2 separate regions of the Homo sapiens genome follow, and region 1 is linked to region 2. A link is a loop called in an ENCODE intact Hi-C map of the cell type or tissue named here. Cell type or tissue: mammary epithelial cell. All regions are shown on one strand.

Region 1 (5,000 bases), 140 kb after region 2:
CGATGAGGCATGGAAAAATGTTAAACCTGTGGGAGGGGTAGGTTCTGCAGATCAGAATGCTGTGGAACAGTTTTTTAAATATTTGCTAAGTGTTCTATGGGAAAAGGGTTACTGGAAGAGACGATTTTCAACCCTGGTGAGACTGGCTTGTTTTACAAGGAAGTTGGAAAATGAACCTATAGAACGCAAATGGCATATCAATTGACAAAAATGTAGTGACCAGAGGTTCTCAGGAGCCTCATCTTATATTTCCCCTTGCAGCAATAGTCCAATATTCACTAATTTAGTGTTTGCTATGAGTTTATAGAACATAACTACCATGAATAATAAGAAGTGATCATACCTGGCTGGCTGTGTGGTGGCTCATGCCTGTAATCTCAGCACTTGGGAGGCTGAGGTTGGAGGACTGCATGAGCCCAGGAGTTCGAGACCAGTCTGGACAACATAGTGAGAACCTGTCTCAATTAAATATATGTGTACATGTATATATCTTTTTTAAAAAAGAATTAATCATACCTGGTTCACCCTCATAGATTTTAAAACATAAGGTAGAGCCCAGACATCTGTTTTTACCAACCCTTTTATTTGATTTTGAAGCAGTCTAGTATTTGAAAATTATTTGTAATACACTGTATCTAGTTTCCTTATATTTCCAAAAGCCTGTCATATAGTCCATAGGTATCATTGTCCTTTTTTTTTTTTTTTTGAGACGGAGTCTCACTCTGTCACCCAGGCTGGAGTGCAGTGGCATGATCTCGGCTCACTGCAACCTCCGCCTCCCAGGCTCAAGCAATTCTCCTGCCTCAGCCTCCTGAGTAGCTGGGATTACAGGCACGCACCACCACAACAGGCTAATTTTTGTATTTTTAGTAGAGATGGGGTTTCACCATGTTGGTCAGGCTGGTGTCGAACTCCTGACCTCATGATCTGCCTGCCTCAGCCTCCCAAAGTGCTGGGATTACAGGTGTGAGCCACCATGCCCAGCCAACATTATTGCTTTTTTTTCCTGAGTTATCTGATGGGGGACTCCTTGGCCTGCCTCACACAAGGATTCTTTTTAACCCCCTGTGATTGAGTAGAAAGGAAGTAGGCTGGGTGACATTTTTTCTTTTTAACACTGGTTGATTCCTAAGAGAAATCACATCTGCTTTTTGAGACATCCTACATTCACCCATCCATCTTTTCACTCATCAGATTTAAGTCCCATACGAGCAGCAATCATGAATATTTGGTTCACCAAGGTAAACCTGTACCTAGTCAGTAACTTTCACATAGTAAACACTCTGCCCAATATAAGACAGGCACTGCGATGGAAACGAAATTATTCCTATAAATCAGGGGTTCTCAAGCAGGGACGATTTTACCTTCCAAGAGACATCTCACAATGTCTGGAGGCATCTTTATCACAAGATGATGCCTTGGGGTTGGGTTGGGGTTGCCACTGGCATCTAACAGGTAGAGACCAGGGCTGCTGCCAAACATTCATAATGCACAGGACAGCCTCCACCCCCACAACAAAGAATTATCTAGCCCAAAATGTCAATAGTGCCCAGGTAGAGGGAAACATTCTTAAATGGCTATAAAAATTAGAGTAGGCAATTTCTCATCGTCTGACATTGCACTCCAGGGCAGATTCAACTGTTAAGTGACACAGCAGTACTGAATCATGTCTGTCCCCACAGCCCACCTACCACGCAAAGTTATGAGGAAAGATTCCTGGGGAAGGCTTTCCTCTCTCTTGTCCCACTGGTTTATTGTTGCCCTCCTAAGTCAAAAATGCATACTATTTTTTTTCAAGCTTTTGCACTCATACTCTTCCCTGTTTTCACTCTCCATCCCTATTTCCTTGTTTGCACTTCATGCGAAGTGGAGTCCAGCTTCCTAGGAAACAGGTGTACCCTGACCTCCCTCATGCAGTTTCTAGAAATGGCTTGGGAAAGAATGCAGCTGGAGACCCACAAAAGTGCACTGTCTCCGGCTCCTCGTTCTTTCTTCTCTTCTCCTGGTGAACAGAAGGAACTTCGACCTGCCTGAGCCCGCAGCTCTGTAACCACACATGAGGGATCAGTCCACCCACCCTGTTATTTCAGTTGCATGCTTAGGCAGTGAGGAAAGGACATTAGATTCCTAAAGATCAAATTTCCTGAACAGAAATATTTGTGGGCAGGAAAAAAACCTGACAGGACACTTTAATTCAGGTGCGGTGTTTAGTTTTCAGTAAGGTTTTATTTCACAGGGAGAATAAAGACAAGCTGAATTCAGCCAAATTATAAAAGGTTATCAGTAAGTCCGTATTTTCCCCCTCGATTGTTTATGGTTTCTATTTGAGGAAAAAATATCTAAAATTATTTTTTTCCCTTAAGAGTGGTTAATCAAAATTAAGCAAATTAATTGACTTTATCGATTTATTAGGTTGGTGCAAAAGTAATTGTGGGTTTTGCCATTAAAAGTAGCAGCAATGGCTGGGCGCGGTGGCTCACGCCTGTAATCCCAGCACATTGAGAGGCTGAGGTGGGCAGATCACCTGAGGTAAGGAGTTCAAGACCAGCCTGGCCAACACGGTGAAACCCCATCTATACTAAAGACACAAAAATTACCCAGGCGTTGTGGCGCATGCCTGAGGCAGGAGAACCACTTGAACCCAGGAGACAGGGGTTGCAGTGAGCTGAGATGGCGCCACTGCACTCCAGCCTGGGTGACAGAGCAAGACTCCATCTCAATAAATAAATAAAAGTGGGGAGGTAATTGGGGATATTTCTATTATCCCCCAATATTAATTGGGGACAGGAAAGGTAGAGGGTATATGGGAATATGGAAATTCTCTGTACTTTTCACTTAATTTTGCTGTGAACTTAAAACTGCTCTAAAAAATAAAGTTGATTTAAAAAAAAATCACACATATGTGCACAAGTAAGTTCAATGGCCTATTTTAGATGATGGTGATTAATTCTGTCTAGGATACTGTGGAAGCCAGAGAAAAGAGTGGACATTTATGTAAGGCCGTGGGGGACACAGATGGTCAGAAAAGATCTCATAGGCTAGGCGCAGTGGCTCACACCTATAATCCCAGCACTTTGGGAGGCCGAGGCGGGTGGATCACTTGAGGTCAGGAGTTCGAGACCAGCCTGCCCAACATGGTGAAACCCTGTCTCTGCTGAAAATACAAAAATTATACAGGCGTGATGGTGGGCGCCTGTAATCCCAGCTACTCAGGAGGCTGAGGCAGGAGAATCTCTTGAACTCTGGAGGCAGAAGTTCCAGTGAGCCAAGATTGCACCACTGCACTCCAGCCTAGGTGATGGAGCGAGACTGTCTCAAAAACAAAAACAAAAACAAAAAAACCTCATGGAGGTGGTGATATCTGAGCTGAATGTTGAAAGGTGAGGGTGTTCTAGTCTGAAAGCCTGAAGAAATATGTTCTAACAGACTGCAGTGTGAATGAAGACCTTTTCCGATGGAAATGCTTAAAAAAAAAATCACTCTCCCTTAAACAATCAAATGTATTGGATGATATAAATGAACAGGCTTGGGCTCAGCTTGCTCCAGGGCTTGCAGGACAGCCTCATGAGATAGTTTGTATCTCCCCATTTCTCCTCAGTGTTGGTTAATTCTCCTGCTTCCTGTAAGAGAGTGCAACAATCCCAGCACCTTCTTACTCTCAGTTCACATTAAGTGGGGACAATGCAAACAGGCTGAAAGTGAGGGAAGAGACTGTTTCCCCAGGCTACTGTTTTATTAGATGGATGATGAGTAGATACCAGGAGTAAAAACTCCAAATGAGCACGATTCATGAAGACGTGAAACAGCATCATGTGTGGTCCAGGAATGGGTAGAGCAACCTATACAATAAAGAAGACTGGAGAGGTGGGACTGAGGCCAGATCATGGAGTGTTCTGTGTACCATTTGAAGAAATCAAGATTTTTATGTTTTAGGCAACAGGGAATCTTTGAAAAAGTTTATGCAAGAGTGTGCAATTATCAAATTTTCATTTCTGATAGAACTCTGACAGTGGGAAGGTACTGTGTGACTTGGTCAAATAACTTGTCCTCTCTAAGCTGCTTCAGTGTTTACATTTGTATAATGTGGACAAAAATAGTGCCAATACCATAGGATTATGGCGAACTTTAATGAGACAGTATTTGTAAAATGCTTAGGACAGTGCTTGGCATTTAATGAGAGCTAAATATTTGCTGCTACTCATATTGTAACTATTGTTATTATTGTTGCTGTTGCTAACGAAGTGGAAGAGTTTGAGATAGGAGGCATGGAGGTGACAGGCAAAACCAGCTACACCCACACAGTTTACGATCTTCATCAGCAGAAATTTCTTATTCCAGAAGCTCTCACCCTGGAGGTAAAATTTGCAAATAACTTCCTTTTTTTACTCCAGGAACATCTTCAGAGTTACATCAATAAAAAGCAGTTTATACTCTAAGATTGTTTGAACCCTTTGCCTCAAAATCCTTACTTTGCTGTGTCTTCTCATCTTAAACTATTTCATCATGATTATTTGCCAAGACCCCACATTGTCAGACTCACCTTAGTCAGAATCCAAAATCTCCTAAACAGTGTGATTGGGTTGTCCTCTCAGCGAAATGTTACCAAGACTCTGAAGACGGAGCTCTCTGTTACTGCAGTGAGCAATAGACTCTGCTTTGTCTGAGGACCAGATCGTTTTGGTGATATTTTCAGGAAGCTGGTATTCAAGAGCAGGCAGCTCAGAAACTGGCAATGGTCCAGGTGAGAGATGGTGAGAGATGAACAGGGCTTGATGACAAGACGGGAGCATGTGAACGGAGTCACTGTGAAGGAGAGAGGCCTTAGTAAGTGGGTGTGAGGAGACAGGAACATTCAAGGACACTGCTCGGTTTGGCAGCTTCAGTACCTGGATAGACTGTGGAAGGATTTTCCAAAGTAGAAGCTGCAAAGTTTGCTAGGTATAATTCAGGATGTGTGTTGATGTGTGATAACGGGAACCAGCTTTATTAAACTTATGCTG
Region 2 (5,000 bases):
GGCTCTGTGGAGATTTGTGCAGTAATAAGATTATCTTTTACCTGGACTAATGCCCAAATTATAGTGACCTTAATTATGATTTGTCCAACCATGACACATACTTTAATTAAACCACTGCTCCTGTACTATGTTTTAAGTGGAGGGTATGTAATACCTTAAACTCAGACAGTGCTTTATGACTTACAGAGTACTTTTATTTGGATTGTATTTATTCTCCACAGTCACTGTGATGTTGGGTATTATCCCCTTTTAAAATCACAGAAATGGCCAACTAATCTTCTCAGAGTTAATCAGCTTGTTGATACTGGCAGCAGAACTATAACTCAGAACTAAAACCTCATATCCAGGCAGGACTCCTGCAATTATTCCATGATGTTGCCCATAATTCACAATTGTTTAAAAAAATCTATTAAACTTAAGCTGATCCTATCTATTTTAAAACCATCATATTTATTTTGATGCCAAGGCCCACATCCTGTGTGCTCTGTCAGGCAGATAGAAATCTGATATCTTTATTTTTGTTCAAGGTTGACTCTTAGGCAGATAACTAGAAAAATAATGTACATGTGCCTTTAGAATATTTCAGGCTCAATAATTCAATCCAACATAGTAAGTGGTAGAACTAAGATTTAAACCCAGTGGCTCTTAATAGCAGCATTTTGCTACTTGACAGGTACGAGAAGTTTGATGTCAAGGAGAACACACAAAATGACAAAGATCATTGTAAGGAATTCCAAAAACTGCAGGATCATGGGATACCCAGACATCTGTCCCTCTAGGTCCTAGGACTTTCAAAACTGGGGCCTGGTGCAGATCTTCTCTTTGCATACCTCCCCAATCTTTGTTGCTGAATAACGTGGTTTGATTCCACCTATCATAGTGTATCTCTGTTTGGCACAGGTTGTCTTGTTCCTGCTGATACATTATTGTCTGTCTTACATGCCAACCTCTTGCATGCCCCTTTGCTACCAGGGCACAGGTCTAGTTTTAGAGAACACACAGGGTCAAAGCCACAGGAAGAATGTGGACAAAGAAACTCCCTGATGCTGAGCTTTTGAAGGGGTCTCAGGAGTTGGTAGGTAAGTACACAGGCACTTACCTCTATCCAGGGGAGCAGCACTGAGTTTTTGAAGGTAGGGGTCATTGTATTAGCTCCATCATCCCAACTCCACCACGAGAATGAGACGGGTCTGTTTTGTTCCTCTATATCCTCGGCACATAGTAGACACTTAATAGATATTTGTTGAATAAATGAAGCAAATGCAGTAATCGCTAAGGGTGCAGATTATTTTCTTTCATCATAGTGCTTTATTGACAGTAGGGGATTTGACTTGCATCCTGGAGAAGCAGATTAAACTCCAAAGGTTTGGTAGATCCAGCGTTACATAGTGCAAAGTACAGTAAGAGAGGCAGAAGGGGACTAAATTAAGAACTTTAACATAAAGGTTTATCATGTTTAAAATTAGGTTAGTGCCCACATCATAAGGACTCACCCTAGGTGAATGAAATTACGTGAAACTCACAGAGAAGAAATATATATTATGGTAAATGGGGTCTTACTGAACAAAGGTCCAGGGATGAAAATAAATCAAGAGAAATTTATCGTGAACAGTGGTCAGCTTCTTAGAAGAACATATAGATTCGTCACAATTGCCTTTGGTATTTCCTGTTTCCCTACACTTCTTACCAAATGTGCTAATACAGATGGTTGTGGGCTCAGCACTGATTAGAAACAAGAGGTGGGAAGTCATGACCAGAGCCATCTTCACCAACATATATTCACAGTGACTCTTTAAATATTCAAAAAAGGAAGAAAAATAACATCAGTCTATGCCTGCTCAGGAGTGTTAGGCACTTTACTTTTGTAGCTTAATCTTTAAACAACGTGGTGAAGTAGGTGTATATCCCTAGTTTACAAATGAAAACTGAGATCAACAGAATATGCTCTCCCTCTGTCCATGGGAATTTAATTAAAATACTCAAATTTACAGAGTAAGAGATGTGTACAAAGCACATATATTGACCCTGTTGTTAAAAATATATATATATTAAATGTCCCCGAAGTATATTTTATTAGTTGTTTGCATTTCCTATTTCTGAGTTTCCCACTTGGTGTGTGTTTATTAAGTGAGCTAGCAGAAGTGACTTGATGTAAGCAAGTGAAATTGGTGTCCATTTTTCTCATTTACCATAACTGCAGAAAGTCTTTAATTTGGGACCACTTACAGTGGATTCAGTCCCCATACATGGTTTATTTTAAGTGAGTTGAAAATGTTATCCTGGACTCTGTGGGTTTCCTTTTCAAAAGAAATGAAGTCTTACACAGTTGTTGTTGACGCGCTTTGCTTTGCTTTTTTTGCAGACTACTGTCAGAGGATGTAGGAATGGACATCCCCTTTGAAGAGGGCGTGCTGAGTCCCAGTGCTGCAGACATGAGGCCTGGTGAGAGCAGCATTTGTTCATTTCCTTCGTTGGTATTCTGTATCCCAACGTTTTCATTATTCAGTGAAAGAATTATTTCCTGTGCATCTAACTTATGATTTCAGTGATAACAGTGAGAGGAAAAAAGAAATGTGTGATATGAAGGTGTTAGGCTGCATTTGGTTAATTTAAGAGTTGGCTTGAATACTGATGCTCGCTAGTGTGGGCTGCATTTTATCTCCTAGACCACAGCCTTATCTGCCAATGTTTTCAGTTCCTGTGATAATTGGCTACTGTATATTGTACCAAATTCTGACTAATGTCTAAGTTCTCCGCATTTACACATAATTGTAAGAATGTTTAAAATTGGAAATGTGATATCAAGAATGCTCAGTATCCTAACTATCAAAACCAAAACCAAGACAACAACAATAAAAAACAACTACCCTACATTTTAGGGGTTTACAACCCAAGGCATACACAAAAAGGAATTTAATTTTTCAATTGCAACTTATATGACTCTCACTGTATTCCAGGGTCACTCTCTTGCATTACACCAACTCCAGGATCATACCAAGATCCTGAATCATGTATTCTCAGCCAAGCCTACAGTGTGGTAGGAAGAAGGAAGGCAATTACATTTCTTTTCTGTCGTAGTATTTGAAATGCATTCTTCAAAATACTAGTCATGTAACAGAATTATTTCTAAATGTTCTATGGCCAAATATGCTTGGTAACCACAGTATGTTTATTTGAATCTTCCAAGTTCACAATGTACTTTTGAATGATAAAGGCACTAAGGCTATGGTTATCTGATATGGTAAGCAGCTAGTCACATGTGGCTATTTAAATTAATTAAAATTAAAAACAATTTTTTAAAATGCTCTTCTTCAGTTGCACTAGCCTCATTTCAAGTGCTCAATAGCCAAATATAGAACCTTTTCATCATCACAAAGAATTCTTTGGGACATCACTGCTCTGCAAATTCCTGAAATATAGAAACTCAGTGTTGAAACTTACTTGTCAATAGAAACCTTTTTCAAGTAATACATAAAACCATTACCTAGAACAGAGTTTGGGTGATGTTCCATTCAGAAAAGAAAAAGCTTAATGACTGACAGGGGAACAGTGCCAATTTCTCCAGGACAAGGCCAGAGCCAGAATTCCAGAGTTGAAGGGTATGCCAAATGGTCTTCAAAATATTTCGTGCTTAGGAATCCTGTCATTTCTGGTTTTAGGTGAAGGCAACAAACTGTTTTCTCCTACTCTGCTCTCACACTGAACACTTCTGTGACCAGATGTGTAGGGTTTTGTTTTGTTTTGTTTGCCACACACCAAGCAATTTTCTAATGAACACCAACTGGGTGTCCTATAATTCAATTCTGACACTATCCACCTTAGGAAATGACAAGGGTTTTAAGACCTCTGTGCCTGGAACCAGGGCCAAAGACCAAATACATTTCTTATTATACTACAGTAGGGTATGTCTCTACCTTTGTTTTGTTAGTTTAAGCTTGGTTAAAAAATGACTTCTCCAGCTCTGCTTCTATTAAATGAAAGGCAGCTGAGCGGGAAGATGCATACTACAATGAGAGGAGGGAGCCTACACATAAGATTGTCACTTATGTTATGGGAACCAATGTCAAGCGAGATTGGCATAAGAGCTGGTGACTGCTTGGGTGAGTTCAAAGAATGTTACCTGGGAGGATACTTCGGCCAGGTAAAGGGCACTGAAGATCATATACAGAGTTGTCAGGACCTAAAAGAAGTATTTTGGGAGTGTCTGTGAACATGACAAAGTTCTTAACGTACATTCCATAGGAGCAAAGTCAACACAAACGATTAGAAAATATAGTTGGCCCTTTCTATCCATGGTTCCAAATCCGTGGATTCAACCTACCACAGAAGAAAAATATTCAAAGAAAAAAAAATCGCATCTGTACTGAACATGTACAAACTTTTTTTCCTGGTCATTATTTCTAAACACAGTGCAAACACTATTTACTTTGTATTAGGTATTATAATTATTCTAGAGATGATTTGAAGTATACAGAAGGATGTGCATGGGTTATATGTCAACACTACACCATTTTATATTAGGGACTTGAGCATCTGTACATTTTAGTTTCCACCAGGGGTCCTGGAATCAATCCCTTATGGATATCAAGGGACAACTGTATATGTAAACTTAACTATTTTTCTTATGCAGTATACCCCGTGAAAATTTAATTCAATTATTATAGCAATTTCAAGTTTTCAAACTTGAACAGGGAAATTCTAAAAACTAGTTATCTAACCATTTAGTAATAACTCCTACTTCCTGTTTCTACATGGCCAAGGCTGAGGGGGTTGGGAGGATCCAGTTACAGAGGGCTGCTTTCAAGAAGGGTGTCTATATCTCATACAAAGATTTCTATCAGGTCTGCTTTTGCTGAAAGGACTTTAAAAATGTTTTCCACTGGGCCCAAACCCACTCTTGGCAGCCACGTATAGGTTAAGTATCCCTTACTTAAATGCTTGGACCAGAGTGTTTCAGATTTTGGATTTTTTCAGATTTTGGAATATTTGGATTATACTTA

What was found. Peaks named below come from ENCODE experiments on the same cell type or tissue, not always from the same donor. Only the 100,000 strongest peaks of a DNase experiment are listed, where the experiment ranks them.
Region 1: it touches region 2 in a loop (7-fold over the local background); 2 of 110 quality-filtered maps call a loop at or near these places.

What each region holds. Positions count from the first base shown.
Region 1 is chr9:76,516,317-76,521,316 of GRCh38, reverse strand. It overlaps LOC124902184 (a long non-coding RNA gene), which reads right to left. Exons shown (of 2, transcript XR_007061585.1): 2 at 4,109-4,803. Among named protein-coding and RNA genes, the nearest start is that of GCNT1, 60 kb to the right of the region's middle. In mammary epithelial cell, no CTCF peak of the experiment used is centred here; a DNase peak (open chromatin) is centred at 2,086; H3K27ac peaks cover 1,347 bases.
Region 2 is chr9:76,652,865-76,657,864 of GRCh38, reverse strand. It overlaps PRUNE2 (prune homolog 2 with BCH domain), which reads left to right. Exons shown (of 19, transcript NM_015225.3): 10 at 2,363-2,442. LOC105376095 (a long non-coding RNA gene) reads right to left here. Exons shown (of 12, transcript XR_007061586.1): 11 at 1,100-4,180. Among named protein-coding and RNA genes, the nearest start is that of PCA3, 110 kb to the left of the region's middle. In mammary epithelial cell, no CTCF peak of the experiment used is centred here; a DNase peak (open chromatin) is centred at 3,064; H3K27ac peaks cover 2,860 bases.